Regions from separate parts of the Mus musculus genome. Here all the other regions are linked to region 1. The links are chromatin loops, found by intact Hi-C in ENCODE. Cell type or tissue: heart. All regions are shown on one strand. Region 1 holds the start of Col27a1 (collagen, type XXVII, alpha 1). Region 2 overlaps Col27a1 (collagen, type XXVII, alpha 1). Region 3 overlaps Col27a1 (collagen, type XXVII, alpha 1). Region 4 overlaps Col27a1 (collagen, type XXVII, alpha 1).

Region 1 (8,000 bases):
CCTGACCATGTCTATTATACAGGCCTGCCAGCAAGTTTACCCCATTTCCAGACTTATGACCTCAGAGATGCCACCTGAGTGAGGGATGTCTGTGAGTGACTTATCCCACTCACAGGGACAACGGCTCGCTGTCTTTGGCACTCAGTAGTGCATACCTAGTCACCGGCTGTATGTCACTCGCCTGTGTGGCAGAATGAATGAAGAAGCAGGGTCTCTTCTCTGTTGGTCTCAGTGCCAGTGCCCTTCCATGCCTCTTCCAGACGACTGTGGCTCCCAGAAGCCTACAGGCTACTCAGCAAAGTTCAGCAGGCCCTTACTGCCATTTACTGAACTGAGTCTAAGGCAGAGAAGCAGTCAGATCTGCCCTAGTGCAAAAGACCTCGGGAAGATTGAGCTCCATGAACCTACATTCTGCATAGGCACAGTGAAGCCCGGATGGACACATTTCAATCTTTTGAGACCTCCAATAGTTTCCTATGTGTCTTTGGGGCTGTTAGGTTCTTGACACTAGCACTGTATTTAAAGACCACATAGGGGAGACTTGGAAAGGCTTTGGTGCCACCACTGGTCAGTGAGCTATCTTTGAGGAAGTGTCTTCTTGCCTGGACACCTGCGTCCTCACAGGGGAGAGACCTGGAGACTTTATTTTCTTTGCCACACACAGTTTTCAAGGCCAGTCTGCAACCCACCATACGTTCCTATGATTCTTCCATGGAAGATATCCTTTCTCCACAGCTATAGGCATAGCTAACATCCTTCAGGTTCTAAACACCACCTCCTCCTGGGTACATTCCTGGGATTCTAGTTATCCTCTGAGTCAGCTTGACAATTCGATTGATCCATGTGTTTCGTTAAAAGCCCCTATCACAGTCTTCCTTTATTATCTCTGTTATCTTTGTACTATTGGCAGAGGACAAGAACAGGAATAGTTCATGATAAAGTGAGAGTGGAGTCACCCATCCAGATGTGCCTCTCTACCCTAAGTTGCTCTTTCTGATTTGTGTTACAGTTTATATGTGTTCAGAATCACGTGTAATTTCTTTGTCCCTATCCATTAACAGTGGCTCACTTCCCAAGCAGAGGCTTGCATACTGTAGGAGCCCTATCCCCCTTTTGTTTTACAGCTTCTTTGGGCTGGAATATTTGGAGCACTGATTATGTCCCAGATTCCAGGCTGGCGATGGGGTTATAGAGGCATCAGGACAGTGACAGCACTGTGATGTGCGGATAAGTGTGGCTGTGAGTGGAGCAGCTACATCAGGTGAGTGCTGAAGAAGGACAAAGGAATGTTTGACAGCAGCAATGGGCAAGAAGGAAGAAGCAAGAAGGAAGAAGTGACACAAGTCTTGAGAGTCTGGCACTGAGTTCAGTGGCCCTTGTACCACTTACCAGCGTGATCAACCTTCTCTCCAGCGTAGATAATCGCATATCTCTTTTCCTGTAGCATAGAGGCCCTCAGTGTGGAAGAGAAAAGATGCAAAATATTACTGGTCACCAAGTCCCTCAGTAATGGAGATAAATATCGAAGAGTGCCAAACAAAGTAAGAGAGATACCCAACACTTAAATGCAATGCCTTTAAAAGCCTCTAAGGCAAAAAATAAAAAAGAAGGAAAAAAAAAAAAAAAACAACCCATGAACGAAATACCAAAAAAATGTAAATAAAGACAGGATGTGCCTGGCACAAAGTATGCAGCTCAGAAACACACAGCAGCTGTGATTGGGCAGGGAATACTTTACCTTCGAAGCTGTGAACTTAGGAAAATTCGAGAAAGACCCGCGGCCCTTTCTCAGGCACAGACACGGGCAATCAGTGCAGAGCATCGGGTGTTCTTGTGAAGGAAGGTGAAGCACTCAGACTGGAGGCGGGGGGGGGGGGGGTGCGCGGGGGGCCCCAGCAGCCCCGGGTGCTCTGCCCCCTGCAGGATGCCTCGTACAGCTCGGCGGAGCCCTCCCCCACTCCGACTTGGGACTTTTCCGAAAGTTTGCTGAAACCAGACACCTTGCTTGACGGTGCCCGCGTGCAGCCTCGATTTAAAAGGCCGCCTTCAGCGCCCCCCTCTCCGCCCCCAGCGGAGACTTCAAAAGGGCCGGCGTCTGTCGCGGCCTCAGCACCTATGAGCCACCCCCCGCACCCGGAGCTCGAGCTGGAGCCGGAGCACGCGGAGTGGCCGCGGCTGCAGCGCAGGGGGACCGGGCCGGTGGCGCAGGCCCGCGCTCCCATGCTCCTCCCGGCGCCGTCGCGCCCTGTGCGCCTTTAGGGAAGGGGACTGCACCCCCGCCCCCGCGCCCGGGGCTGCGGGGACCCATGACCACAGATGCCGTTAGGCACCCGCCTAAGAACCGACCGGCCAGCGTCACACTTGGGGACCCAGTAAGTGCCCTGGGACTCACGGAGCTCTGGGCGTTTGGAGTGCGCAAAGGTGGATGCATGTGCAATAGAGGGTGCAGGTCCTGTATGCACGCCTGTGGTTGCCATTCGCAGAGGGTCGTGTGCAAGCGGGGAGTGTGCACTCGGGGAGCTGCATGGACTGTGCATGTGGGAGTGTGTGCGCTGTGCATGTGCATTTTGTGCGGGTGTGAGCACTCGGGTGGCTGCCTCTGGGAGCGTAGCGTCTGAGATCGCCAGGAATCCAGACATCCAAAGGTGTTTCGCGGAAGTTCAGTACAGTGCGTGGCTGTGTCTGCGTGTGAATGAGTGTGAGTGTTTGGAGTGTGCCTGCGGGAGTGTGTGTGCGGGAGTGTGGTATGAATCGCCTTGTAGAGGCCAGAAGCTAGAGATTTAGTCTCAGGGCTGAGCCGTGCTCGTGAGTTTGAGAATCTGCCTGGGTGTCAGAGGGTGCCGCGTGGGATTCCGGGGAGTCTCTGGTCGGAGAAAATGCAGAAAGGCCGAACACATTCAGCACGCTTACCCACAGCGGTCTTCCACGGAGCTCTAGGGTGCAAGAGTTTCTGCTAAGAGTTGGGAGTTAAGACAGATGGTTGTCGTGGAAATGTAGATGCCAAGTCAAGGTCCCAACTGTGTTTCTGCATCTCTAGGATCCTCTCAGGAGTAGAATTTTCCCCCTTCCTCCCCCACCGCCCGCTATCGAGGATCCTTAGTGTCATTAATCGTAAATTCCTAATCTCAATTGTGATAGATCCATGAGTAGCCAGGAGGAGGTTCTTTTTCATGAGTCTGTTTTGAGATCTGGGGGTGGGATGTCCCCCTCAGGATGGATAGGTGGACGGTCGCGCGAGGCAACCGATGCTGCATCCCTTGCTGCGTCCGGCAGGGGGCAGCAGTTGGCAGCAGAGGGCGGCCCGGCGCGGGGAGGAGAAGAAGGTGGAGAGCTGCGGCGGGCCGAGACTTTAAATCGCCTTCATTTCCCCCAAATCCTTCCTTTTCCTCTCCTCCCCCAGGCCGGCGGGGAGGCAGCTTCCACCGCCCTCCGCGCGCGCTCTCCCGGCCTTGCTCTGCCTCCAGAGACCGCTAGCGGCCCGCCTCCAAAAGTTTGATCATCTCTCTCTCCCTGCCTTTTCTTGCTTCTTCCTTTTCGGTGGAAGCAGAAAAAGAGCGAGGCAGGGGCGAGCGCGGCTCCGGCAGTCCTGGGACCATGGGCCTGGCGCGGGCGACCGCCGGGCTGGGGCCGTGCTGTCCGTCTGCTCCGGCGCCCCTGGGCGCAGGACTGGGCTGGGGGTGCGCCGGCAGCGCGCTTTGAGCCGGCCTGGCGCGGCGCGGCGGGGGGCTGGCGGCCCCATGGGGCGCGCCCACACTTGCCCCCCGGGCTCCGCAGCATGAAGTAGGGGCCTGCCATGGGCACGGGATTCGCGCGGGGGGCCCGAGGCACAGCGGCGTCAGGACCCGGGGGGTGAGTACAATCCCAGGGTTGCCCCCGATTCAGCTTCCTGAACCTCGGATGTGCACAAGAGTCTGGGGTTCCCTGCCGCACCAGACGCTCGCAGAGTAACGTCAGCTTCCTGTAGCTTCCCGCCAGGCGGGACGCCAGGGGTTAACAGGGGCTGTGCACCCCAGGCCGAGCTCTTTTGAGACTAGGACCAGCAAGGGAGGGTCCGCGCAGAGCCAGACCAGCGATCCCAAGAGGGGTCTAGTGGCAGTGCTCAGAGTGGCAGGCAGGGGGCAGGGGCCGGAGGAGGGAGTCTCGGTGTCTGCAGGTCGCGGGCTTGCATGGCTTTAGTTCCACTGTCCTGTGAATCAAGTTTGTCGGTCGTCAGGTCCGGGTGTCTGTTCCTGGCTCGGCCTCGGGTTCTGCACGTTCCTGCATTTCCTAACCTCTCTGCCTGTGTGAATGTGTCTTCTTGGGTCTGCGTACCTCAAACTTCCCAGCTTCTCCCGGGAAGCCTGCAGTTCCTGTCCCTCTCCTGAGTAAGCAAGGGGTGAGAGCCAGCTTGTGGGAGCGGAAAGGCCCTGGGAGATCACCAAGTCCAACCTCCTTGTACAGATGAGGGAACCGTGGCCAGAGAGGGGCCGGGAATCTCCAGGGCGGGGCCCCCGCACACAGGGGCACCCCACAGTTGGGATTCCCAGCTTGTGCAGAAGTTGTAAGAGTGAGGGATTCAGTCACTATGTGTGGGTGTGTGTGGGAGAACGCGGTCCAGAGGGGCCCTGTGGACTATATCTCAGGCACAAGGCTTGCCTTTCCATCTTGCTGGTACTCTAGGGCTCCCAGAAGAGGTTGGCCAGAGTTATAGTACCGCCCACCCTCTCAAGAAACGCCCCTTTGAGCTGGAGCCAGGGTGATGAGGCGCCCCCCTTCTTTTCCATGTCTTGGAAAAAGCTGGCTGTTTGAGATTCCCCCACACCCCCCACCACACGCATTCGTATACACAGGGCACTAGTGAGCACATTGGTGACTCATTTTCTCCGGGAGACCCTGTGCCAGGGCAGATGCCAGCGGTTGGGCAGTGTGGTGGTGCCAAAGAGCACCCCCTGCCTCAACGGGGCCAAAGTTTGAGGAAGGCAAGCAGTACCAAAGCCTGCCTGCCCTTCTGGCCGTACATCCTCAAGCATCTACCCACCTCGGCTTCTTTGCCCTACCCTGGCTCCTTCTTGCCCTTCCTTGCTTCTACATTGAGAAGTCCTCCCTCCTGGGCAACCATATGCCCTGTTGCTCTTGGGTGAACACTGGGCTCTGGGATCTTCGTTGAAGTAGCCTATAATCCATGCCTTCCCTTGTCTCTGCTTGTAGCCCAACATACTCCCCTGATATCTTGTTGGCAGTTTCTTTTTTCTGATCTCAGTGCCCAGGGACCTTCTAAATGTCTCCATGGTCTGGCCTGGTCTGACATGCAGAGGAGCCAGTTCTGGGCTCACTCACTTCAGTGGAAAGCAGACTTTGGAGCAGAGCATAGGAACCTAGCAACAGGCAGCTTGAATTCAAGTCCTCTATACTGGAGTGTGTGCTTGGCCAGGCCTGCCACCTCTCTGCTTCTCCTTTTTACATCACCAAGGTGAGCTCCAGCCCTCCCAGCTGGCAAGCATTTGTGAAAGTTAAAGAAGCGTGCCCAGGAAGCGTAGAGTAAATGTTCAGTAAACCACAGCTGCTATTTGTATCAGTGCTTGCTGCTTTGTGAATGAGTGTGAGTCAATGGGAAAGTTCTGGACCGTATCCTGTCCAGACAGATGACCTATGTGTGTGTGTGTGTGTGTGTGTGTGTGTGTGTGTTCCCATGGAGGAGGTGGAAGGTGTGGAGAAGGACCTGGGTGTGGCTGTCTTGGGTACACAGGGTCTGATGAGGCCACAGAGGCAGGTGGGACGGGGACAGACTCACGCCCTTCCCAGCCAGCCCTGGCATCACTCAGTCTGTGGTAGAGCAACTGGGGACAGCATCCACACATCTGCCATCCTCCGAGGTTCCTATGTCTTCTGGGCTTGGGGGGACCTTGGGCCTCCCTGAATGCTGAATCTGGGGTGGATTTCTGAGTCTCCAGTGTTTCCAGGAAACCAGTAGGAAGGGAAAGCCACACAGATAGAAGGCAGCTTCTAGCTGAGTCTCTGAACAGGAACAACCCTGGCTACTCCCTGGAGGGTTACATGGTCAGAAGAAGTTGTGTCCTTCGTGGCTCACATCTGGGAGCTGTCCTTATGAATTGATCTTTCAGATACCTTGGAGCCCCTCCATAGCCAAGCCAAGGTCTGTGAAGCTGTAATGAAAACAGAAGCCAGGGAGAGCAAAGCCTGCCCGCGAGCCGGTGAAGCCACCAGCATTATTAACAGTAGCCTAAACAGCACTCGAACAGTAGTCACACTGCCGGGCCTCCTTCCTTCTGCAGCCAACTTTCCAGGCTGGAGCTTACTCACATAGATGGCTCCAGGGCTCCTGGTTGCATCTCCAATCCTACTGAGAAAGCTGAAACTCTGGTCCCCAGCAAGTAGCAAGTCTCTAAAAGTATTCACTTTCTCCTCTAGGGAAAACAAATAAAATGTAGGCTTGTTTTGACTGGCTGTGTGGCTTTGGGCTAGTCCCTTCTCTCTGGGCTCTTGTTAACCATCTCTTCAAAAAGATGGCTAGGCATAGAATCTCGCCCCTCGGGATCTTCGAGGTCCTTCTCTAACTGAGGTGTACTGGATACTATGAAGTTTATGCCTCCAGTGTGCAAAGAAGCCCAATTCCAAAAAATGGGCTGCATTTGTGACGGTTTTCTGGGGCTTGGCCTTAGGCAGCTGAATGGCACAAGACAATGGGATTCTGTCTCCAGGATCTTTCTTCTGAGATCTTAGTCTTGTACTCTATTCTAGCCTCTAGGGTGCCCATAACTACAGCCAGAGATGATCTAGGACACATGTGGCTCTCGTGCCTTCACTCTCTCACCTGGTGTTCCTCTGTCATTTGGAAAACATCCAGGACAGGTGCATATGATATAGCTTCGGCAGACTCAAGAAGGGAGGACAGGTTCCCGGGGTCAGGGACCCGGCTTCTTGACTGTGGAACTTCTGGGAACTTTTGGGATACAGGCCTGGTGGGGAAGCCATCTAAGCTTGGATACAGGGGTTGGCTTTTCTCCATGCTGCCTGGCCACTGTTTCTTAGCATGCCTACCTGAATGGGGATGTAATATGGGAAATGCACAAGGTGCTTTTGAAGGGAAGCACCTGCCCTTGCTGGGGCACAGGCTTCTCTGTCAAATCAAACTAAATAGCCTGTTCCCACTTCCCAGGGTCACTGAGGCTGCCCGTGACTTTTGAAAGCCAGCCATGGCAGAAGGCAAATTCAGTGTGTCTGGGCACTCGACCATTAGCAGTTATCCTCAGTTAGTGAGACAGGGACATCTGGCATGTAAAGAGTCCTGATACACCATGTGGTTCCCCATTCACCATGCAGACATGTGACATCTTTAACTGCCACCCATGCATAGGCCTGCTGGAGAAGACTTCAGGGCTATCGTCAGCATCCCAGAGCCCTTTCACCTAGTCACCCTCAGGCTGCAAGTGACTGAAGACTTAATTCAACTCTATTTTAAAAAGGGTTCAGTGGTCATCCCCCTTTGAACAACCTCAAGGTCGATCAGCCTAGGTGTGGTGACATTCACAATAGTTTTCTCATTCTGCCACTCTCGAGTGGTCATGAGACTTCTTACCTCATGCACACACAGAGCCTACAACATCTCTAAACAGCATGTCTTCTTTCAAAAACACAGAGGCCAGTAGAAAAGCATTCTATTTCTCTCCAAATAATTCACCTGGTGGCTGACAGGTGCCAGACTGTGTGTGTCTCACTGGCTATACCTGAGTCACGTTTGCCTTTCCGAACTAGTCACTGTGTGATCCGTATTCATGCAGTGTCTGAACTCAGTGAGTGGGTGAGCCCGGTGGTGTGCTGCACGGTGCTGACGTCATGCTTGCTCTTGATAATAACTCCTACTGGATTTGAAAGTTGGGAGATCTGTCAGGGAAGGAGCTGAGACTAGACTTGCAGACAGTAGCCCTGGCTTTCCTGTACTACCCTGTTCCCCAGGCACACACCAGCCTGGTTTTACTCTTGGAAGAGGAACCTGGCCAGTG
Region 2 (8,000 bases), 100 kb after region 1:
TTGGCGTGCTGTCCTCCAGCCCCTCCTCCTGCCTGCATGAGTACAGATCTACAAGTCTAGCGTCCCAGGCCCTGGCATGGTCCCTGAGAGCCTGTAGGGAGCACACTCAGACCCTCTGCTCTCCTTAGCCATCATAAAGCTGCCAGGGATGACACAAACTCTGGGGCCAGGTGGAGACAGCACCCCAAGTGCCACTACCTAGGGTCAGAGGCAATCCCCACAATGTGGATTGGCATACAGTAGAGGGCCATGACATCACTAAGTGACATAATGCAGTAAGACTGCTGTCACATGCATAGCTCATTGTTGCTCTGTGGCTCATGAGTGCCCCACAATGAACAGCTGGCCACAGACTGGCCAGGGCTGGGGGGAGGAATGGGTTGCAAGGGAGATTTGTGGAAGTCCTGCTCTTTTCCCAGGATTTCCCTGTCATTGCTGTACAGAGCAGGTGGGTGAACCCAGCCTCTTGGTGCGTAAGGGCCAGCTCCCAGATAGCAGGTAAAGGGTGCTGCGGAGCCCTCTTCCTCTAGCCAGAACTCGACCCAGAGTGTGAGTCCAGTCTGTACTTGTGGCTAGGATCCTTTGTCTATACCAGTGGCCAGAGCGAGGGGGTCACAAGGTTCCTCCGCCTCCTTTCCCTAGTCTATAAAGTGGGGGTGAGGGAAACATTGCAGGGTTGCTGTAGAATCTGCAAGACAATATATAAAATGAATCTTGGCATGCCTAACAAAAGACTGTCTGGTCAACTCAAGTGCCCACCGGAGACTTTGAGGTCCCGTTGCCCTGTGCAGCTGCATTTCAGCCATCTGCAAAGCTGCCAAGAACTCATCCTACAGTTGGGCCAGGGCCTAAGGTGGCCTGCCGTGGCCGCAGGTCTCCACTGTAGTCTCTGCTCCTCTTTCAGCCTGCCCTAAGTGTCCATGTGGCATGTGGACACTGTTGCCACTATTACCTACAATGGTAGTTTTGACCGTTGGTCTCAGTCTGCCTGCCTACGGAGGCTGGCCTTCATCCCTGAGGAAGGCACCTTCCCGCCTGCAGTTCACTAACTCCCAGAGTGGCCTTTGCCTAATGCTGGTTCTGTGGTGTCCACAGGGGGACCAGGGCGAGGATGGCAAGACCGAGGGGCCCCCTGGGCCACCAGGAGATCGGGTAAGTTCCCGTTCTGTTCCCCCTGGCCTGCGGGTCAGGGCTAGGCTGCTGAGAACCCATGGAATGGGTGGCTCATGGTTATCCATTGCCCCTGTCCTTCAGGGTCCTGTGGGTGATCGAGGAGACCGTGGGGAGCCAGGCGACCCTGGATACCCTGTAAGTATCAGAGCTCTACCTTTGGGGAGTGTAGAGATAGTGGGAAAGGGGAAGCCAGTCTGGACTGGACACAGACTCCTGCCTCTGCCTGCCTTTCTTCACTAGTCATAAGGAGCAGAAAGCAGCCCACTATGAAACCAGGTTAATACCATGAAGGAAAGACCCAGACTCTCCTGAGGGTCCTCTCCTGAAGGTTTTGGGGACAGAAACAATCCACACAACTAACAGATTGGCTGACTTTCCTTCCAGCATGGTCCTGTGTAATGACTTCTTCTTGGGGGTGAAGGGACGGGGCTGGCTCAGTTTCCCCATTTATGTCTTCCTAGCAGAAGCAACTGCTACATTCCCCTCTATTCAAGCGGGACTTAGAGGGTCAATGATGTGGCCACCGGATTCCCCGGCCACTTCTGAGGGGCCCTCACCTGTCTCTCCTTCGCTTTCAGGGTCAAGAGGGAGTTCAAGGCCTCCGTGGAGAACCGGGCCAGCAGGGACAGCCTGTGAGTCCTGTGTCTTCTGCTATAAGCAGGGTGGAGCATCAGAAACAAGCTCTTTAAAAATTAGAAGGATCTGCCCTGTAGGAGGACATGAGGAAGCTCGGGGGCTTCCCTAGAGCCTGCACCCCCAAACCCCTCCTCACCCGTCCCCCTCCAGGCGGAGACTGGCCACCCTCCCCAGGAGAGAGGCCTGGAGCTGCCTTGAGTCACCTCACCTTGGTTTGCAGGGGCATCCAGGACCCCGGGGGCGCCCAGGACCCAAAGGATCAAAAGGCGAAGAGGTGAGACGGCTGGACTTCAGGGGGCGGGGGAAGGCTGAGCCCCTGGGGCAGGGGCCTCAGCTAGCCTAGGCTCACACAGTCAGCAAAGGCAAGGGCTGGAAGGTTCCACCTCCCCAGGCTCCCAGGCTCTGCAGCCATTCACAGGGGCTGAGGGGGATCAGCCTCTGAGTAGAAGTTGGCCTAGCCAAGAACTCAGCCCACACCTCTGCTGGGCTACAGTGAAGGAGTGAGAAGAGGGAGGAGCCAGCTGAGGGATGAAGGACAAGGAGAGACAAAATGGTCATGGAGGAGTCATTCCTTGCTGTGGACCCCAGGCCCCTGTGTTCCCTCCTGTAGGCCTGATATAAACCTTCCTCACTATGCCCCCTGGGCCCACACTCCTTAGGGACACCCATGATCGAGTCTAAAATGGCTCAGGGAGCCTTTGGAAAGTCTTAGCAACAGGGGAGCCAAAGAAGGAAGTCAGGACCCAGTGCAGCAGGGACAGCCCTGGGTGACCTGGGGGTGGCCATAGCCGTGGGCTTTCAGGCACGTGGCTCTCTGGTAGATCACACCAACTCTCAGTGCTTCCTGCTAATGTATATCTCTTACATCTGCTTTCTTAGGGCCCAAAGGGAAAGCCAGGCAAGGCTGGGCCATCAGGCCGGAGGGGGACCCAGGTGAGTTGCCATAGCTTCTCTGTCACCTTCTATGTTCTCCTGAGAAGGTTTAACCAGCTTCTTCTGTACCTCCAGGGCCTTCAAGGACTGCCAGGCCCCCGAGGCGTGGTGGGGAGACAGGGCCCTGAGGGCACTGCTGGATCTGATGGGATTCCTGGCAGAGATGGTCGGCCAGGATATCAGGTGAGCAAGACATGGGGTGGCATCTGGAGTTAGCGACTTCCACGGGGCACACACAGGCATAGGTCTGAAGAGTCAGGTGGGAAACTAGGTGACAAATAGGTCTTTCATCCATTGGGATTCTTATCACTGTGTCTCTTTGATGCTAGCACCTGGGTCACTAGGCCATATTGCTCTGCCCACTGGCAGGTGTGACTTTCTCTTCTTCTTCCTCCTCTTCCTCCTCACCTTCCTCTTCCTCCTCCAACTCATGGCTATCCCAGTCAAAGGACACTTCTTCCCGTTTTCTTTACAGGGAGACCAGGGAAATGATGGGGACCCTGGCCCTGTGGGCCCTGCTGGGAGAAGAGGAAATCCAGGTGTGGCTGGCTTGCCTGGAGCACAGGGGCCTCCGGGATTCAAGGTCAGCTCTCATTAATCTATTCTTTCTGCCCTGGTCCTGCTGTAATGATACTGATTCTTGGAGCATCTATATCCTAAGGCCCATGTGAAATTTCTTGTGGATCCCTGACTCCACGTTGACCAAGTTTAAAGGATGGTTTATTCAAGTGACAATAAATACTGCCCCCTACTAGACCCTAGTAACCTTCCACATTAACTGTGTTGTCCACGGGCACCCTCTGGTGGGCCTTTGTGGGACAACAGGTTGCTTGCCACTGGGATGCTCTAGGCTTCTTTTTTTTTTTTTTTAATATTTTTTATTAGGTATTTTCCTCATTTACATTTCCAATGCTATCCCAAAAGTCCCCCATACCCTCCCCCCAACTCTCCTACCCACCCACTCCCACTTTTTGGCCCTGGCGTTCCCCTGCACTGGGGCATATAAAGTTTGCAAGTCCAATGGGCCTCTCTTTCCAGTGATGGCCGACTAGGCCATCTTTTGATACATATGCAGCTAGTCAAGAGCTCCGGGGTACTGGTTAGTTCATAATGTTGTTCCACCTGTAGGGTTGCAGATCCCTTTAGCTCCTTGGGTACTTTCTCTAGCTCCTCCATTGGGGGCCCTGTGATCCATCCAATAGCTGACTGTGAGCATCCACTTCTGTGTTTGCTAGGCCCTGGCATAGTCTCACAAGAGAAAGCTATATCTGGGTCCTTTCAGCAAAATCTTGCTAGTGTATGCAATGGTGTCAGCGTTTGGAAGCTGATTATGGGATGGATCCCTGGATATGGCAGTCTCTAGATGGTCCATCCTTTCGTCACAGCTCCAAACTTTGTCTCTGTAACTCCTTCCATGGGTGTTTTGTTCCCATTTCTAAGAAGGGGCAAAGTGTCCACACTTTGATCTTCGTTCTTCTTGAGTTTCATGCGTTTAGCAAATTGTATCTTATATCTTGGGTATCCTAAGTTTCTGGGCTAATATCCACTTATCAGTGAGTATATATCATGTGAGTTCTTTTGTGATTGGGTTACCTCACTCAGGATGATGCCCTCCAGGTCCATTCATTTGCCTAGGAATTTCATAAATTCATTCTTTTTAATAGCTGAGTAGTACTCCATTGTGTAAATGTACCACATTTTCTGTATCTATTCCTCTGTTGAGGGGCATCTGGGTTCTTTCCAGCTTCTGACTATTATAAAAAGGCTGCTATGAACATAGTGGAGCATGTGCCCTTCTTACCGGTTGGAACATCTTCTGGATAGATGCCCAGAAGAGGTATTGCGGAATCCTCCAGTAGTACTATGTCCAATTTTCTGAGGAACTGCCAGACTGATTTCCAGAGTGGTTGTACAAGCTTGCAATCCCACCAACAATGGAGGAGTGTTCCTCTTTCTCCACATCCTCGCCAGCATCTGCTGTCACCTGAATTTTTGATCTTAGTCATTCTGACTGGTGTGAGGTGGAATCTCTAGGCTTCTTACAACGGGTCCTTGAGCTGCTTCTCTGTCTAGCCTAGGGCTACACCCAGAAGGCAATATGTAAATGAAGGACCCAGATATGGTGTTTGGCTTCCCTACGTTTATGAGCTAGTTGAAGAAAGGTTGTGACCCTCTGTATTGGGCCAGGGAGGTAGGGATGGGTGACGAAGAGACGAAGTCTACATGTCTTGCCAGGGAGGAATAGTGAATCAAGAACTTTGCTGGATACAGAGAGGAGGTCAGAGTCATGAGGCAGGCTTCTGCCAGGGGTCTGAGCTTGTCCAACCACATCCCCATGTCTCCTCTGCCATTCTGAGACCTCATGAAATCTCTGCTTTACTGCTCTAGATCCCCCTTCCACTGGTCTTGGACCTATGTATTCTTTGGACTGATGATTTTGATGTGTTTCTTGAAGGGTGAAAGTGGGTTACCTGGGCAACTGGGTCCCCCTGGAAAACGAGGGACAGAAGGTGGAACAGGGCTTCCTGGGAACCAGGGGGAGCCAGGATCCAAAGGCCAGCCGGTGAGTCAGCCTCAGGGCATATGCATGACCATGCATCACATGCTTAAAGCCATGAGTATACACACACTCACATAGACGTACTCAAAAGGCATGTACACTCTGTGCGCACGCGAGCGCGCGCGCACGTACACACACACACACACACACAGAGAAACATATTCATAGGTGTGTGCACAGGGCCAAAAGCTGCCTATTCACTTGATATCAAAGGCAGAGCCATGCTGTCTGTGGTCATCAGATGCTATTTATCTCCCTCTGCTCAGGAAGAAAGTGTCAAGGGTCTAGAAGAAGGGGTCTGTACAGCCCATTCAAAATGGGAATAAGAATCATCAGTAGAACTTGGCATCCTGGGTTCCAGGGACAGTACTCTTTCTGTATAAGACTGTCTCCCTGTGCCTTACCTACCTGGAAACTATGTAGCAGACATCTAAACGATCCCTGGGTCAAAGAAGAAATCAGAAGGCAAATTAGTGCATTGAATCAAGAGAATATGAGAAGACAATGCACCTGAGTTTGTGGGACACTGCCCAGGCTACCCTAGGGAGTGTTTGTAGCACTTTAAATCAGTGGCGGCATCAAAGCCACTAAAGCATCTAAGAGTCTAAGAAAAATAGAAACAATATAAGCAGTAGAAAGCAAATGATGAGGACCATAAATACAAAATAGGGTCTCCAAGAAGGTCAACAAAATTCATATATGTCTAGTTAGACTTCTCAAGACAGAAAAAGTGGAATACACATATTATTAATGTCAGAATGAGAGATGGTATCTGTCACTTAAGATATCAGAGGTAACAAAATTATGGCAAAGGAGCACCAGCCCAGAAACTAAACAGCCTGCATAAAATGGGCAAAGCCGTTCAAAGGCAAAGCTTTCAAAGCTAACTTGAAAAAAAAAGGATGTCCTAACCACTTTGTATCCTGAAAGAGTGTGAGCATACCCCTTAATAAAACTTCCCACAAAGAATGTTCTTGTCCCAGATGGTTCCCCTGGTGACCCTACAGCACACTTAAAGAGGCAATAGTACCAACCCTACGGAAACTTACAGAAGCCAGAAGAAGAGACTCCCATTCGGTCCACAAAGTCATTATTACTCTAACATTAAAGTTAGTCAAAGACATTTAAGAAAAACAAACAAACAAACAAACAAACAAACAAGCAAGCAAACAAACACATCAGACCCATCAGACCAGCGTAGTCTGTATAGCAATTTTCAGTAAAATGTTATCAAAACAGAAGCAAGAGTGCATGTAAAGGGTAATGCATCAAGGCCAAGTGAAGCTGGCCACAGGAAGGCAAGATTGGGAAATAGGTCAGTAAAATTCACACTAAACCAATTTGCCAAACTGAAAGAGAAAAGTCACCCAGTTGATTGTCACTATAGGTGCAGGAAACACATGTGACAAGATTATAATTTCATTTCTGATCAGGGAGAGGGAGGGAAAGGAAGCCTCACTAAAGTAGGTATGCAAGAGAACTTCCTCCCTGACATGTGAGCAAATCCTACAGTTAATTTGCATTGTGGTGATTGGCTGGGTGCTTTCTCTGAAAGAGCAGAAGCAAGCCACCGCGTCTCTCAATGCAGTACTATGCATCCAGCCATGGCAATAAGGCAAGAAAAATAAAGGCATTCATACCCAAAAGGAAGGAGTGAAACTTTGTTGTATAAAATTATTTTCTAAGCAGCCATCAATGGAGGGTTTCTGTCAGGAAACTGTGCTTTATAGAGCTGTCTGGGTGGGCAGGGACACCTGTTTGTCTTCTCTCATAAGGATCGGGGACAGGAGCTCCTGACTGTAGAGCATTGCCGTGAGACTCTGAGCCGGGAGGCACGGCATAATGCCTGTGACTGTCCTGGGTGCAGCCTGTCCTGGCTCCACCCACACCATCTTGTCCTGCTCTCCCCACAGGGTGACTCTGGCGAGATGGGCTTCCCAGGAGTGGCTGGCCTCTTTGGACCCAAGGTACCAAGTCTCATTCCTGTCTATCACCTGTGGCTCATCTAGTTGTGGATTCACCCCATGAGTCTTCACTTAGCCCTCCTCCCAGTGTGAGTCAGAAGCCAGCTGCAACTGTGCTCAGCCTAGTAGCTCCATGCCTCGGGCACATGACTCAGTATACAAGCCTTGCTTTCCCAGTCTGAAAAAGAACCCTAACAGACAAAGAAAGCTGTTGTAAGCACTAAGACCCAAGGCATACATGACTTAGCCCTCCGATGTTGCATAGCTTGTACCTGCCGAAGCATCAGGAGCCTTTACTATTCTTCCCAGGGCATCTCATAAAATTAAGAGGGCACAGGCCAGCCAGAACTCAGGGGCATGGAGGCTGCTAGGTACTCCCCAGTGGCTGCCCCAGGCACAACCCTTTTCTGCTTCTCACAGGGCCCCCCTGGAGACATTGGCTTCAAAGGCATCCAAGGTCCTCGGGGGCCTCCTGGCTTGATGGTAAGTCTCCCTCCTTCCTGTTCCTGCTTGGTAGTCACCCCCACCCCCACCCCTGGTCCGAGGCTGGCCATCAGCTGGTTGAGCACACACGTCTTTCTGCTCCTTTGCTCTTAGAGCCTCCCCTAAATGCAGTTGTGGCAGCTTCACACCTTGCTCACTCACCCTGCCACTACCCCAGTCCTTCCCTGCCCCACACTTGTGGCCCACCCTATGCATGCAGAAAGACTCAGGAGACATATAGCCTAGCCCCA
Region 3 (8,000 bases), 92 kb after region 1:
TATGGTGATGCAGTGATGGTGATTATGGTGATGCAGTGATGGTGATGGTGGGGATGCAGTGATGGTGATGGTGGGGATGCAGTGATGGTGATGCAGGGATGGTGATGCAGTGATGGTGGTGGTATTGGTGATGCAGTGATGGTGATGATGCAGTGATGGTGATACAGTGATGGTGGTAATGCAGTGATGGTGATGCAGGTGATGCAGTGATGGTGATGAAGTGATGGTGGTAGTAATGTAGTGATGGTGGTGGTTATGGCAGTGATGATGATGGTGAGGTAGTGATGTTGATAGTGGTGATGCTGATGCAGTGATGGTGGTGTTTCTGATAATGGTGATAGATTGATGGTGGTGGGGATGGTGATGATGATTTTGGTGATGGTGGTAATGCAGTCATAATAGTAAGGATGATGATAATGGTAGTAGGGCTAATGCTGGTACTGGTGATGACAGTGGTGGAAGGGATAATGATGGTGTTGGTGGTGATTATGGTTTTGTGATTCTGGTAATGGTGGTGACACTGCTGATGGTGTTGATGATGCTGATAGTGGTGGCTATGCAGTGATGATGGTGAGGATGGTAGTGGCGATGGTAATGATCTTGCTGGTTGTGATGGCAATAGTGGTTATGGTGGTGATGGTTGGGATGGTGGTGGTGCTAATGTGGTGGTGGTAGTGGTTGGGATGGTGGTGGTGATGATAGTGATTGCAATGCTGACTGTGATGCTGATGGTTGCTTTGCTGTTCTGGGTGGTGGTAGTAATGGTAGTGATGGTGGTGGTGGTGGAGGTGGTCCAGTTGCCCAGTGGAGGAGCATCCCATGGCCAGGACTTACCTGGAACAAGGGTTTGGACTTAAGTGTTAGAATCTCTCTATGGTTCTCAAGAAGTAGCTTTTTCCAGCTTCTCCGGTCCTAGTCAGAGCAGGAAGAAGGGCTGGCAGAGGCTAAGGCTGGCTATCCACACTCACATGGATTGTGTTTGGCCTCTCCTAGGGTGACCTCGGACCTCTGGGCCCCCCTGGGGAGCAAGGTCTTATTGGGCAGCGGGTAAGTGAAGTACATTTTCCTTCTAGAGCTCCCAGGTCACCTGTGAGCCATGGGCAGGAGAATGGCTTGGATCAACCCCCAAAACTCTCAGATTCCCCAACTGTGGAAACAGCCGAGGAGTCCTGACAGCTTTGACTAGTCTCCCTGGGTACCCAGCATCACCACAGAGATATTTAACCTCCAGATACTTTCCTTCAAATATGTCCCCCTTCCGAAACTGTTCTACAGTTAGCCTTCACCTTTCCAAATGAAACCCATGAGATTGCCTTGCCCTAAGAAGCCCCATGAGATCCTAGCATCCCTCTCTGTACTCTGTGAATGTAGACTCATGGGAATTGTAAGGACACAGCCCGTATCCTTAGCACCTTACAGATGGGGCAGGAAAGGCTCAAGAGTGAGTGAGTTTGTGCAGTCTTCAGGGCACCAGGTCCTCACCCCATCTCAGCCTCCCTCCATCTTCTCTTCCTTATGATGCCCCAAGTTCCCAGTACCCAGTCTCCAGAGGGAAACTTATCCAAAATTAGGCAAAGAGAGAGGGAAGGCCCTAGGCAGCATAGGAGAGCTTAGAGTCCAGAAATGCTAGCTGTGCATGGCCACCAAGCTTGATCAGTTGAGTCTCCTTAGAAAATAGTGTTGAGAAAGGTCCTGTGGCCCCATCTAGACTCAATAAGTTCGAGAGGCAGATGAGTATTCCTTTAACACACACAGTGTACTAGGCATGGGAGCATAGAGTGAGTAACAGAAGACCTGTCTAAGGGAACTGATGTTCTGGTGGATTGATTATTGATGTCTGCCATGGGTACAAGAGGAGCAGCATCTGCTCACTTGCCATATCTTTGCCATTCCTGCATTTGCCAACCTGGGTCCCCTCCTAGCTCTGCCTCTGGACAGCTCTAAATTCTAAAACCAGAGGGAGATACCAATTTAGGTTGGCAGCTGTTTGGAGAACTGGGGCTTTTCCAGCACGGGGAGGACCAGCAGGGACATCAAAGAGGGCCTTGGCATTCTTAGCATCTTTCTAGAACTTACCCACCCAAGTCTACCAATTGTCCTTACATTCCTCATGTGAGATGAGGTTCCAGGAACACTTATTTCAGCTCTCAGAAGGAGGCCCAAGGTGGCTGACACCCTTGAGTGTGTCATCCCCTTCCCTGAGAGCCATGTTTTCCAGGTAAGAAAGGGATTCCTATAGAAACTAAGATCCTACTTGAGGTTGCAGAAACACTGCTGATGCTGAGGTTGGCATTGTCAGAAACCATTCTTACCAACTGGCTTCCCCAGTCCAACAGCAGGTACCTGGTCCATAAGGCTCTGTGGCCCTTCTTCTGCCCCATAGAAATCCACTTGTTCAGCTTCTGAGAGCCAGTGGGTTCCTGACCCTGGCAAGTGGGGAGGGAACGCCCCTTGCGCTGCTACCCAGTAATACCTCCCCATCTTTTTCTCCCAGGGAGAGCCAGGCCTTGAGGGAGACCATGGCCCTGTGGGGCCAGATGGGCTGAAGGTGAGTTGTCTGGGCCAGGATCTGGGAATGGCCTCTAGCCCTGCTCTAGTTCCCTCAGAACACTGAATTAGCAGCTTCTCCCCGGCAGAGGAAGGGAGGTGGGGTGGGGGTGGAGGAATCAGCAGGGTTTCAAGGCTGCCCTTGCTCTACCTGGGGCTTTCATATCCTCTCTTTCATAACGCCCTTAAAGATGAAAAGTTCTGACCATCACCAGGGGTTCATAAGCCAGCACTCAGGGGGAACTAGTCCCAAGGCTGCCAGGTACGATCGATCGATGCTGTGCCCTCTATGAGTCACGTCCGTTGATGCTTGAATTCAATGTTCAGATGGGGAAACAGACTCAGAGAAGTTAAAAAGCTTGCTGTAGACACACAGCCCAGTATTTTTATACCCAACATCCATTCCGAAGGAGAAGGGGAAAATGAGGCTCACAGGAAGACAAGGTTCAGAGTCTGGCTGTGAGTGAAGGATCAGCCGATTGCAGGCGCTTCCGGGGCACTGCTGTTCCCTGATGATGTTCATCTGAGCCCCAGGTCGGTCGGTGATGCATAGAAACTGCAGGTATCAAGTAGGCACAGCCCCACCCTCAGTCCCCGGCCTGCCCCAATCCAAGCTCCGCGGGTAGGCTCTCTGTGCTGACCTGGTCACACCAGAACCCCAGAGAGACTCCCCCTATCGTGTATGACCCTCTTACCTGCCCGCCACAGATCTACAGAAGCGCCTCAGCTTTTCTGAGTCTCAATTTCACAGCCACAGAGCCAGGCTTCCGTGCCCTAAGCTCCTCACAGTCACCCAGGGACCAGAGAACACTTCATCTGGGTGCCTTGTCAGCGCTTCTGTTTTCCTTGCAAGTGAAAGCGCGCCCCCTGCCGGCCACTTAACCGCTTGCTCTTGGCCCCAGCTCTGCAGCCTCCTGGTACAGCTGGGGGGTGGGGGGGGTCACAGCCTCCTCATCCCTTCCTAGATGGCCACTTTTGTCCTGGAGTTTTTGCCCCAGGGGGCAGGAGGACAGGTCCAGGCTTTGCACAGTCTCTCTACTTCTTGCTTTTGACAGTTCTTGCCTCTAGCTTCCAAAGCCAATCACACCGTTGTCCTAGGACTAGACTGGTCACTTGGGTGCCTAGCATCTTTCTGATCCTTGGGAGGTCCTGGGAGAGACTGCTTCCTATACTGCACGTCCAGGGGTCACCACTGTGCAATCAGCTGCTTCTCCAATGGTCGCAGCACTTCACAGAGCTCTCATGTGCAGTATCTCTGTTGATAACAGTGGAGGTGGCAGTCACCCTTAGCACACACTGCCCCGGGCTGTGCTGAGTAAGATGCACGGTCTCTCTGTGTTCCACCTATACAAACGAGGGACCTGGCCAGAGTTACAGAGTTACTGAGAGTAGTGAAAGGATTGTGACCTGGGTGTGAGGGAGATTCGGTCCCCTGAGCTCAGATCCCTGCCTCTCTACGGACTCAGTTCTTCAATCTGTGGACTGGGAGGATTGAGAGAGGCCACCCAGAAGGCTCTCTGCTCCTTGGCAGATACCTCCAGAGACTCTTACAGCCCATTCTCATGGGCCCCACAGAACCCCGTTTCCAGCTGTGTAGGAGTCAGACCATGAATAGTCACTGGAGACTGGTTCTGGCCAGGGCCTGGGCCTAGCTTGGCTACCTGGAGCAACCAGCCTACAAGTGAGACAGCAGGTGGCCAAGATGACAAGCCAGAAGCTCAGTCTCAGAGCCAGGGGAGTCTCTGAGAGCCGGATCTGGGCCAGCAGGTCTCTGTGCCAGGCTGTGCTGGGACTCTGACAGGCTCAGTGGAAAGGGACCATACAAGCCATCCTCGTGCCCAGTGCTGCTCAAAGCTGGCCTGTGTCATGTGACACCTACAGCTGTCCCCCAGGCCAAGCTGGAAAGTACCTACAACTCTACATGCCAGTCTCATTTGCCCAAAGGCCAGGCTCCAGCCACCACATCTGTATCTTGACTCTCTCTTCCTGGCCAGGCCAAATCAGATTCCTTCTGCCTTTCTCCCACGGCTGCTCTGAGCCCCGTGTGCAGTTGTCAGCACTGTTCCTATCCAAGGCCACTCCCTGCACCCCCTTCCTCTAAATGGGACCTTCTGCCCTCTTTCTTGGGACCTGCAACCGTCACAGCGAGGCCACACAGACATGCTGCAATCTCCTTGCCTATCATCCCTTTGGAGATGAGCTTGTGATAGACAGTCCCTGATCCTGAAACTGCTGCTGGAACTATAGCCCACACCCTGTCCTGGTGGAGCTCAGGCAGCTCAGCTCTGCCCAGGGCATGAGGGAAAGATGGCAAGGCTGGCATGCAGAGCTAGAGTACACACACCCATAAGGGCTATACCCATGACATGTTGCAAAACCAGTGCTGTGGAGAACCCAAGACACCTGAGCCTTGGGCTCCTGAAGCCCATGCAGGGGCTTCATAGGTAAGGCTCTTAGAGTCCTCAGTTTCAGGGAGTCCTTGCTACACTTTCCTTACCCACAAGAACTCCTCCCTTGGGGCCCCGTTTTCCAGGACTTGGTGCTAACTGCAGATTAGCTGTACCTACTTGGGGCCAACTGGCTTGACTTAGCTCTGCCTCAGTTTCCCCATTGGTAGCAAACACTAAACAAGTACCAGCAGGGAAGGCTCTGGTGAGGATGACTCCGGTACCGAAGGCATGTCGGCAACTAACAGGCTGCCTGAGGTTTTTGAGGCCTTTGATGACCTGGTTTTTAATGTTCTCTTTCTCTGTCTTCCTCCTGCCCCCCCCCCCCCGATCCAGGGCGACAGGGGCGACCCAGGGCCCGATGGCGAGCATGGTGAAAAGGGCCAGGAAGGGCTGAAAGGAGAGGATGGGTCCCCTGGGCCCCCGGGCATCACTGGCGTCCCGGTGAGTGTGGAGCATCCAGCAGCATGGGGCTCTGGGTGAGGGATGCTCATAGCTGTCCAGGCCTCCCGAGAAGTTCTCTACTTTGCCTCTTTCCTGCTCCCTCAGGAGAAACTCTGTTCCGTGTGGCCCTGTAACCTCATCTCCTCCAGCCCCATACCCAGCCTTTTTTTCTCGTCTCCTGGGACGAGCTTGCCCTACCTCTGGGCCTTTGCACCTGCTCCTCTTGTTTTGAGCACACTCTCCCTTCTTTCCTGTTCCTATACCCCTGTGTGCCTTCAGTCCTCCTCACACAGAGACAGTTCCTGCCCTTGGAAGCCATCCCTGACCCTTGGCGAGGTCTCTATCTTTCAGGGTCATTCAGGACTTTGACCACAAACACTATGAGTATCTTCCCTGGGCGCTGGGCCCCTGGTAGAGGAGAGAACCTATTTTGTTTCAGTGTTTGCAGACAGCATGCCAGTGCTTTCCAGACCATTCTTTAATTAGCTAGTATCCTTGAAGGTTGGGAGACTCAGACAGTTAAAGGAACCTGGCCCAGACCACACAGTAAGAAAAGGCAGAGCCAGGATTTGAACCCCTGCATGTACATCCTGTCTGAAGTGGACTCACTGGAATTCAGAGCCTATACAGGCTGTGGGGGAAAAGACGTGTGGTAGGTAGGACATTCTGATACTTGACTGATAGCTTGGAAGTTTACTGTGTAACAGAGCCAAGGGTGTGTATGGAGCAGGACTCTGTGGCCAGCTCAGTGTCCTGCCAGGCCCCTGGGATCCAGCCACCTTGCAACAAGCCACCAGAGAGTGTCAGGCCTGCAGGTGTCCACTCTGAGCCAGCCTTGGCCTTAGCACAACTCCGTGATCCCCTACTGCCCACCCCAACATGACAGGTTCTTGCTATTGCATGGCTCAGCAGTCCATGTTTCTTCTAGCCTGCTCCCGACAGCTCTTCAGCACTGAAGTGACCAGTCTGGGAAGGATCCAGAGTAGCCAGCAACATGCTGGCCGTGGGAAAGTATCTGTTACCTAAAAATAGAGCTGACGTGCTAATAGCCCTCAGGAGCAAGGGGATGAGGTCACTGCCCAGCCCACGAGTGCAGGAGGGGTGCCTGTCAGAGCCGCCCACTGCTGCTCTCCTCAGCCCTGAGGATGTGGGTAAGAAGGGCTTTAGCAGGATGGGTTGTTTCTTACCTCGCTATTCCCTTGTGTAACGTGGCCGTGGCTCCTAGCCCACCCTGGCCTCAGTCTTACTATGTTGAAAATCTAGAAGGAATGTATGCCAAGATTATTTTGAGGTCTAAAGCCCTAAGGCCACTTTCTCGGCGAGGTTGTGGTTTTGCTGTGGAGTGGGGAGCAACCCAGCAGGACGTATCCTAAGAACCTGAGTTCAAAGGTCAGACCTGGGTTCCTGGCTTGAATAACCCTCCTTCAGTGTATCAGTTGGCAGACAGCTGCCCATCTCCCAACCTTGGTGTTCTCAGTTATAAAGAGAAAACGGGGAGATGGGGACATAGTCTAGTGGATGGAAGGCTTGTTCCCCTAGCATGACAGCCTGAGTATGGATCTTCAGCACCCATGGAAACAGCCGGGCATGGCCATTGTGCACTGGCAACCTCCGTGCTATGGGATCTTGATCCTAGGAGCTTGCCTGCCAGTTGGCATAGCCAAGACACACAGCTTTCTGGTTCAGTGAGACAACTTGTCTCCAGGCAGTAAGGTTGTGAGCAATAAAGAACGATATGCAGTGTCCTCTGACCTCCACATACGCACACACAGGCACGTGTACACACACACTCAGACGCATACACCTCACACATCTACACACCAGAGAGTCTGGAGGAGAAACGCTGAGAAAGACAACCCTTTACAAGAATGCACAGAGAAATAGGGAAGGTTGGAGGAAAAAGTATGTAAGAGCTGCTGGTGGTGGCTGGGGTTGGTCACGTGGCTGTGGTTGCCATAGCAGTAATGTGAGGTTCATGTTCCGTGGTCCCTCAGAGTTCTCATATGCCAAGGTTGGCAGCATCTCTCTGGCCTAAGTGCACACTGGGCTGTGGGCACAAGCTCTGCGCTTGGGTTTCTTTGGCATCGTGGCTAACCGAGGAATGTTTCATACTCCGTGGGTTGGAGGCAGGCTGATTACTGGGAAATAGCATTTTATAAGCCACCAGGGCCTTCCTAGAAATGTGTCTGTGGTCACACGCTATGTGATGATGCTTCATCCTTGAGGGACAGCACATAGACCAGGGCTCACATAAGATCATACAGATTAGTGAAGCCATCTTATTTTTTCCATTTTAACTTCTCTGATGTATAAACAATGACCAAACTGCCTAGAAACACGTTCCTCAGCTGTGTCCCAGCAGTAGTTGGCTGGTGCCTATCTGTGATAGGACCCAGCAGAGGCTTCTTTTCTAGCCCCAGCCTCAGCCTCCAGGTAGTTTGATGATCTCAGGATCCCTGCCACAGGATGCTCACTCCTGGAGGGACCTGGCTCCGCCCCCTCCCACTGTACCAGTTCTGAGATTCACTCTGAGACAGGACACTGTGCCTGAGAAGCTGTGGA
Region 4 (8,000 bases), 62 kb after region 1:
TCCCTGGGGTCTTAGGAAATGGAATTTCCCAGTGCCCATCCCACAAATAGGAGTCAGATGGTTTTTACTCAGTCCCCCTCAGGCAGCTGGTGAGATTGGGTGCTAACTTCAGCTCTTTATCTACCTGTTGCTACCTCTCTGTCTTCTCCCATCATGCATAAGCCTATGTTGTGGCCCGTCTAAGCTGGTGCCTGGTATGGCCTTTCCACCCCTCTTTCTTCTCTGGACGTGAAAGGCTTGTGGGGGTGATGGGGCTTCCTGACACCTGTCTGCTCTAAGACCTGAGACAGCAGCTCTGTGGAATAGCTGAAGGCCTGACCAAGGAGAGAGGGCATGAGTAGATAATGTCACAGCAGAGGACTTTGCAGGGCTGTCTGCCAGTGTGCTGAGCTAGGATGCATGGAAATGACCGTAGTGCTATCACATCCCTGTCACAGTGACTGGCACCACCAGGGGCACTTCCAGTGTTTAGCTCTGGAACACACTGAAGGAAGAGGAAGTCATTGGAGGCTGTTTTGGATGGTAGAGAGGGGAGAAGCTGTCCTGCCCTTTGGCTAAGTCAGGGTCTCTGGCTTGGGCTCTGGAGGCCACATACAAGCTGCCTCTACCTCCCAGGACCACAGAGCTGCCGTTCATCCCTGTATTCTTCTTCTCATTTTGACTTTCCATGACCCCACCTGGCCCTAAGCCAGGCAAGGCATATCCTGGAGTGAACTCCTGCTCAGCCTGTCTGTCTGGATCATGTCTTGGTTTTCTCAGTGACTTTTTTTTTTTCAAGACAGGGTTTTTCTGTGTAGCCCTGGCTGCCCTGGAACTCACTCTGTAGACCAGGCTGGCCTCAAACTCAGAGATCCTCCTGCCTCTGCCTCCCAAGTGCTGGGATTAGAGGTGTGCACCACAACTGCCCAGCTCTCAGTGACTTTTAAACTTTCCTTCTCCATATTTTAATATTTGTTGCCCTTCTTTTCACATCAGAGAGAGAGAGAGAGAGAGAGAAATATGAATACCTCCCCAAACTCTATGACCTTGTACAAGATTTTCCAAATAGAAAAAAAAAGAAAAACAAAACAATTTAAAAAGAAACTTTTCAATTCCAATTTTGTTCTGATGATGGAGTTGTGTGCCATGTCACGTTTGCTGTCACCTTGGCCTTCTGAGATTTCAACTTCCTCCTGCTGCTGGGGCTTCCTGGGGCCTCAGTGAGCAGGCCTAATAGGCTACTGGGAAGAGCTCTCAGATGGCTCCAGTCCTAAAGCGAGGCGCCTTTCCATCTGGCCTGAGAACAGTTTACTTACCAGAACTGGACCAGGAGGGAGCCGAGGAGGTCTCCCACTGCCAGTCCTGTCACCAAACATTCCCAATCCATCTTAGAAGGGACCCACCCAGAGTTCAGTCAGGGCCCGTTTGATTCTCATTGCACACAGTCTTAAGAAGCCAGCTCTCTGATGCCTCCCACGATCGCTGATTAAGCATTTAATTAGAAGCCGGCTGCTTGTACAGAAGGAAGACATGACAACTCACAGCAGGCAGTGCCTGGGCTGTCATCCCTGTAGCTTTCACCCTTTCGTGCTGACATCAACTGCTGCTCAGGAGGCAGAAGGATGAAGAAATTTGTCCTATGAGAAAGCCAGTGTTCTCCATGAAAGGGCCAGGGGGCCTTGCAGTGCTCTGAGCAGCTGTGAAATGGGAGGGATCACCTCACTCTGGGCCTCCTTACCCTACCTAAGGGGTGGGTCCTTGATCCCTTTAGAGCCAAGGCTGCTGCTGGCCACAAGAGCAGCCTCCATGAGGCTCCATGGGGTCCTCTGTTCGGGGGTGAGGGGGGAAGCTTGCAAGTTGCTGGCTCTCTCCTTATGATCTCTTTGCTGGTGTGTACTCAGGGTGAACAAGGGGTGCCAGGTGTGTCGGGAGATCCTGGCTTCCAAGGAGACAAGGTAATTGTTATCTGCTGCCATCCCTACCTCTGCCCTCATTCGTCGGAGCCTGTATGTCAGGTGGCATTTCCCATCTACCACCCATCACTTCTCCTTGGACCTTATAGTGGCCTCTGGACATCTCTCCAAGTCCCTGCCACCTATCCCAGTCTGTCTTTCCTCACTGCCCCCAGACTGTCCTTTTGAGGCCACATCTTTGTTCTTTCATACACCGCTGGTAGTTCCCAGCTGTTCTTAGGGACAAGTCCTGGTGCTCCACCCAGTGGCACAGAATCCAGGTCTCGGCCTCTCTGTCACTCTGCTATTTTTCCTCCCCCGTGGTTGTGTTCCGGATCCACTAAACTGTCCTGGGAACATTGGGCTCTTTGAACACTGCTTTTCCTTTTGAACAGAGCCCCTGGCCTCTGCCCCAATCTGATCAGACATCATTTTCCCCCCTCTACTTTCTCAGACATCTTTCTCTGATGTCCTGGGCAGATGTCTGCCCCTCACTCAGAGTGCTCTTTCTCCCTAGTTTGGGGACCTGTGCTTAGCTTCCTGCAGACTGAATTCCTTGAGGAACAGGGTGCTAGACTGCCTGACAGCTCTGCTGGGGTCCCACACTCAGCAGTGAAAATTAAGGACAAGTTGGCCAGAGGGAGGGGAGGAAGGAGGAAGGGACTAGCTGTGCTGACAGAAGGAACAACGGATGAACCATAGCACCCTTGATCTCCAGAGGCCAGCTGTGACCTGCTGAGAATGGCTCCTCTCCCTGGGTTACACATGTGGCCACATCTGGGCCTCTCCCAATTGGTCCACCAAGCCCAAATGTTGACTAGCCCCAGTCCCTTCCTCCCAGGCAGCTTGTCCTGACCCAGCCAGTGTCCATGTGTGCATTAGAACATGCAGGTCTGGCTGTTCTTCTCTTGGGCTCTGGTCTCATGTAGCCTGAAGGGCATTGCAGGACTAATATAGACTAAGATTCCTTGGGTCCTGTACTTGGGCCAAGGCAGCTCCCAAGCCTGCAGTGGAAGAGGGAGGCCCTTGTCCTTCCCGAAGATCTCATTTCTAGGCCTGGGCTGGCAGGAGGATGCTTCATGTGCTCTTGGCATGGTTGCCCTCAGATAACCTAGTTTGCTTTCTCTTTCACAGGGGAGTCATGGCTTGCCAGGGCTCCCGGGTGGCCGGGGGAAGCCAGGGCCTCTGGTAAGTTCTTCTTCCTCATCCTTCCACTTTGCTGTAGCTTCAGGATATTGGGGCCAGTACCCCTCCCTCTGCTCATGGGTCATGGCTGGAGGTACACCCAATCCAAGACTTCCCTTTGCCTTCTAGTAGACCTGGACTGAGTGTAATGAGGCACACGTAGCCCCAGGTCAATTTCCTAGATAGAGTTTTTGAAACTGAGGGGCAGGAGTCACACTGGGTGCTGGACAAGCCCCAGGCCCAGCACAACAATGGACTCCAATTGGAACCAAACTCTACATGCCTGTGGACAATGCTGATGTCATCCATTCCATGTCACCAAGCCACACCTTTTTTAAATTTTGTCACTCTCTTTGCATGCATGCTGTCCACACTCAAGGGCAGGGAGGGCTAGTTCCATTTCTTAATGAAGAAGTTCAGATCTGAAGGCTGAAGTGACTTCCCGGGTCTCCTGGGTGGGACGCAAAGCAGAAAACATTGCAGCACCTGCTTCTTTTAGCCAGCTAAGCAGTATTGCCCGTGTAGTTCCAGAACATGTCAACTGCCTTCAGCCTAGAATGGGATATTTGTGGGAGGTAGGGCCCGTCCCATCCTGTATGTGTAGTGATTCTGTGTCTTCCACAGGGAAAAGCTGGAGACAAAGGATCACTTGGGTTTCCTGGACCTCCTGGACCTGAGGTATGTGATTCTGGTCTGTCTGTCTGTCTCTGTCTCTCTGTCTCTCTCTGTCTCTTTCTGTGTGCCTCTTTTTCTCTGTCTTTCTCTCTGTGTCTCTGTCTCTTTCTCTCTGTGTCTCTGTGTATCTGTCTCTGTCTCTCTTTGTGCCTCTCTGTCTCTCACTCTGTCTCTCTGTCTCTCTGTCTCTCTGTCTCTCTCTCTCTCTCTCTCTCTCTCTCTCTCTCTCTCTCTCTCTCTCTCCATCTGACTACGGCTCTTAGTGTTGTGCCCAGAGATGATGAAGGAATTGGTATGGATCACACATAAAATGAGAGATAAGGCCAAGGCTAGAAATGAGCTCAGTTGTACATGGTAAAATCCCAGCACTTGGATGGGGGTAGAGGCAGGAGGATGATTGGAAGCTCAAGATCAGCCTAACTTATGTAGCTAGACTCTATCTCAAAAACCAAAAGGGAAACAAAGAGAAGGTCACAGGTGAGTGCTCCGCTTTCCTTCCCCCCTCAGCTTGTCCTGTCTCACCCGGGGCTCCCCAAGCTAACCTCAGAGTCCTTCCCCAGTGGTGGCTAATGTGACACTTGTGGTTCCGATTGAGCCATCACCAAAGCCCTCGAGGGCTACTGTCCACCCAATCTGGGAGCTTCAGGTCTATTTGTCGGGGCCTCCTCTGAACCTTTCTGGCATGGCTACTCTTTGGGGCTCAGTCCTCCTGGACATGGTAGGGAGGGATGGGAGCTGCTGAATCTGGGTTAGCTGGAGAATATGAGACCAGAAAAAAAAGGTAATTCCAGTTAAGTGTGGGGCGGCCTGGAGAGCATCCGGCAGCATCTAAAATAATGTGGTCATGAACATCTCAAGCCTTGTCCTAGATGCCAGGTGGGTGCTCACCCTGGCTCTGCTAACCTGCTCCCCTCTAACAGCAGTATGCTACCCCAACCAGGGCTTCTGTCTACCTCAGGCTTGTTGACGCCTAGTCCCCAGCCAGGGCTCCCATCCCTCATCCAGAGCTCCCTGGCCTCGGGACCTTGTTCCTCCATGAGATCCCTGCAGCCAAGGGAAGAGCCTGGCCCTACGGGCTCTCCCAAGCTTTCCAAAGATCACTCATAGTCTTCCCCGATGGATGAGGGCGTGCTTCCTAAAAGCCACGGTCTGACTCTCCACTGTGTTGACTTTGGCCAGTACACAGCCCTATCTTTAGACAAATGAACTTGGCTTCGCCTCCATCTGCTGCTCACTGTGGAAAGACTCCTGAGTCTGGGTTTCCTGGCAGCCTAGCCAGTGAAGGAGGAACGCTCACTCCTGAACATGGACTAATGAGGCTCTTCATGGGCCAGGAGCTGGGGGAGAGAACTTGCCATACAAGGCAGGGGTAGGGGGGTGTGAAACAGGAGAGTTCTGCCTCTGTTTACGGGTGGGAAAAACAAGGCTTGAAGCCCAGGAGAATAGACTTAGGGTCGCTGTTCAGTAGCAATTCAGCTTGACTCTGGCTCTCAGGATCTCTCTGGGGTCTTTCTGGCCTACCTTTGTGCTGCTTTGATTGGCTGACTCCATTGCTAGGAGTGACTCTGGATGGTGGGAGGCAGAGCCATGAGTGTGCTGGTGTCTTTACTGGCTAGCACCTGGCCCTCAGGACCAGGGAGGGAGCCTCTGCTCACAGCCTCCTGACTGCATGGCCTCCTTTATTTAACATCAGAACTGAATTCAGCATCCCGGCTGCTCTGTTCCCAGAGGAGAAGGTGACCCAAGGCAGGGATGGTTTCCTAGCTTAAGAGACCAAGCTCTTGCGGATGCAAGTCTGTATGGAGTACTAATTGTAGGGTGCCCGTCTATGCACTTGGCTTCCATCATTTATTTCAACCTTAGCACAGCCCAGTGAGGTGTTTGATCTACTAACTACTCTATAGGCTAAAGCCCAGAGAGGCTGAGTAACTTGCCCCTCACACAAGGAGTGAATAACAGGGCAGGATTTTGGTTACATTGGGAAGAAACTTCAGCTTCAATGTGCCAGCTCCAAATTCAGGACTGTTTGCCTAGTGTGGTGGCAGACACCGTTAATCCCAGCTCTCAGGAGGCAGAAGGAGATAGATCTCTTGTGAGTTCAGGATCAGCCTGGTCTACATAGCAAATTCCAAGTTAGCCTCGGCTACATAGTGAAACTATCTAAAGAAAAAGAATGTTCAGGACCATTTTGAGACTTTGCCGGGGGTGGGGTGAGACAAAAGGATTTTTAACAGAAATTAGTAGTAAACGGTTAAAGGGAAGAAGAGAAGACCAACCTCAGAAGACAAAGTGGAGGGGAGCATTTTAGTCATGGAGAGTCATGGGTGGGGTGGGGGGAGGCAGCGGCTTGATTTCTAGCTGCCCTAGGCTAATGGGTTTCTAGGCTGGATTAACAGAGGTATTCCACATAAAACATGGAGAGGGATGTTTCCATACTGGGTCAGGGAAACTGGCCCACTAGAGACAGCCAGGCAATAGGGCACTTTGCCCTGGCTAGCAGCTATGGTAGAAACAAGCCTCTGGGATGGGGAATGGGTCCCCAGGAGAGGCACCAGAGTATGTAGGGGAACTGTCTACTGCATGGTCACCTGTGGGGATAGGCCCCTTAAGGTCAGGACAGGGGTGTGTCCCAGAGTCCAGCACTCTGAGCAGGGGATCTTAGGAATTCTAGCTTCTGATAGGAGGAGCCATGCTACAGGACATTAGCACTTACCTCTGCACAACCAATGTGGCGAGTCATGGCTCAAAGGATGAATGTGGCTCACGGGTAAGGCTTTTCAGGCAGGGCAGCTGACTCAGGGCTCAGTGTCCCCAGAACGTGGGACTCTGTCCTCTGACACGGATGACCATGTGTGACAGCCTAATGTGTTTCTATATCTCTGTTCTCCCACCTCTCTCTCAACAAGTCTCAAGCAGGAAAGCTGTCTTTGAACTTGATATGTGACTAAAGATGACCTATAACTCTTTACTGTCCTGTCTCTGCCTCCTCCTCACAATGCTAAGATTAAAGACACCAAGGATCACCACACTCAGTGCATTCTGCATTTTCTCAGCCACTCTGAAAAGTCAGGCTTGGGGCCTGCAGAGAAAGGGGATCAAGTAGCTGACCTACCCCAGGTCACACAAGAGTAGTGGTAGGGGTGAACACCAGTGGGGTGGGGGCTTGTTCTGAGCACCTGCCAACCAGAGGCCCAGGTGACCTGGCTTTCTGCTTTCCCATAGGGTTTCCCAGGAGACATTGGCCCTCCAGGGGACAATGGCCCTGAAGGCATGAAGGTGAGTTCTCTCCCACCTAAGGTCCTTGGCTGAAGAAGCCCCAGGGCCCAAGGTGGCTGCACCATCTGGTGTCCTGTCAACCTGATGTGGAGGTACTACCTCTGAGACCATTTCTGTTCTCTTTCCCAGGGTAAGCCTGGAGCCCGAGGCCTGCCTGGACCTCCTGGGCAGCTGGGGCCTGAGGTAAGATAGCCCTGTCCCCTCCTGTCCCTCTTTGTCTTCTCTAGCCTATCCCAGCACCTAGCTGGCTCTGTCCAGGGTACCAAAGCCATGATTGAGGGCAGGACCACTTGAGATTCATCACCAGAGAATCTATCTGTTCTCTTACAACCCTGCCTGTGACTCTTCTCTGACCTGGTGGGGCAAGCGACTTTCCTTCCACACATAGCACAGTATCAGTCTCAAAATGAGAGGATAGGAAATGTTGGACCCCTTTCATAAGTGGAGATCCAGGGAAGGAAATGACTGCCAGGCCCCGTGTTAGCAGGCAGGACCTTTACTAGAGCCTAGATGTTCATCAGCCCGGAGTCTATGCTCAGATCCTGTGCTAGTCTCACGGATGCTCCTGGGACCACTAGAGCATCATGGAAATGCCATGCCTTACCAGGCTGGCATGTCAGCAGAGTTCACCTGCATCTAGTCAAGAGGAGCAGGCCTCAGACCTATTGGGCCTCCCACAGGAAGCCTGGCTTTTGCTTGCACATGCAGCCCTGAACCTTGTGCATTGCGGTGCACAGCCGTGGGAGAATGAGCAACCACAAGCAGGCCTTTGCTGATGCGAGTCTTTCTCTGAGCTGGGTGTGGGTCTGGCAGAGTCCCAGTGCTGGCTCTTCAAGTCACTGCGTGGGGCTGCTTTCCTGGAAGCTGCAGATGCTTGCTGCAGGGGTTGCTTAAAGGGGCTTGTGGTCAGGCCCCGGATGCCAGAAGGATCAA

The links. A loop is a pair of places that touch in the nucleus more often than their neighbours do. Peaks named below come from ENCODE experiments on the same cell type or tissue, not always from the same donor. Only the 100,000 strongest peaks of a DNase experiment are listed, where the experiment ranks them.
Region 2: it touches region 1 in a loop (6-fold over the local background); 32 of 42 quality-filtered maps call a loop at or near these places.
Region 3: it touches region 1 in a loop (6-fold over the local background); 32 of 42 quality-filtered maps call a loop at or near these places.
Region 4: it touches region 1 in a loop (3-fold over the local background); 5 of 42 quality-filtered maps call a loop at or near these places.

The regions. Positions count from the first base shown.
Region 1 is chr4:63,212,033-63,220,032 of GRCm38, forward strand. Col27a1 (collagen, type XXVII, alpha 1) reads left to right here and starts at 3,380. Exons shown (of 61, transcript NM_025685.3): 1 at 3,380-3,849. The coding sequence starts at 3,794. In heart, CTCF peaks have their summits at 1,938 (motif pointing left), 3,271 (motif pointing right) and 4,098; DNase peaks (open chromatin) are centred at 3,359, 3,839, 4,619, 4,769 and 1 weaker place; H3K4me3 peaks cover 3,155 bases; H3K27ac peaks cover 2,027 bases; H3K27me3 peaks cover 3,862 bases.
Region 2 is chr4:63,316,233-63,324,232 of GRCm38, forward strand. It overlaps Col27a1 (collagen, type XXVII, alpha 1), which reads left to right. Exons shown (of 61, transcript NM_025685.3): 42 at 1,096-1,152; 43 at 1,255-1,308; 44 at 1,752-1,805; 45 at 2,030-2,083; 46 at 2,689-2,742; 47 at 2,818-2,925; 48 at 3,218-3,325; 49 at 5,198-5,305; 50 at 7,216-7,269; 51 at 7,687-7,749. Among named protein-coding and RNA genes, the nearest start is that of Orm1, 24 kb to the right of the region's middle. In heart, a CTCF peak has its summit at 3,535 (motif pointing left); no DNase peak of the experiment used is centred here; H3K27ac peaks cover 203 bases.
Region 3 is chr4:63,304,192-63,312,191 of GRCm38, forward strand. Col27a1 (collagen, type XXVII, alpha 1) reads left to right here. Exons shown (of 61, transcript NM_025685.3): 35 at 994-1,047; 36 at 2,495-2,548; 37 at 5,331-5,438. Among named protein-coding and RNA genes, the nearest start is that of Orm1, 36 kb to the right of the region's middle. In heart, CTCF peaks have their summits at 3,419 (motif pointing left) and 3,632; DNase peaks (open chromatin) are centred at 3,410, 4,420 and 6,460; H3K27ac peaks cover 2,344 bases; H3K27me3 peaks cover 901 bases.
Region 4 is chr4:63,274,048-63,282,047 of GRCm38, forward strand. Col27a1 (collagen, type XXVII, alpha 1) reads left to right here. Exons shown (of 61, transcript NM_025685.3): 17 at 1,881-1,934; 18 at 3,066-3,119; 19 at 3,741-3,794; 20 at 7,014-7,067; 21 at 7,197-7,250. Among named protein-coding and RNA genes, the nearest start is that of Mir455, 21 kb to the left of the region's middle. In heart, CTCF peaks have their summits at 2,201 and 5,000 (motif pointing left); DNase peaks (open chromatin) are centred at 1,384, 2,724, 4,974, 7,914 and 2 weaker places; H3K27me3 peaks cover 2,367 bases.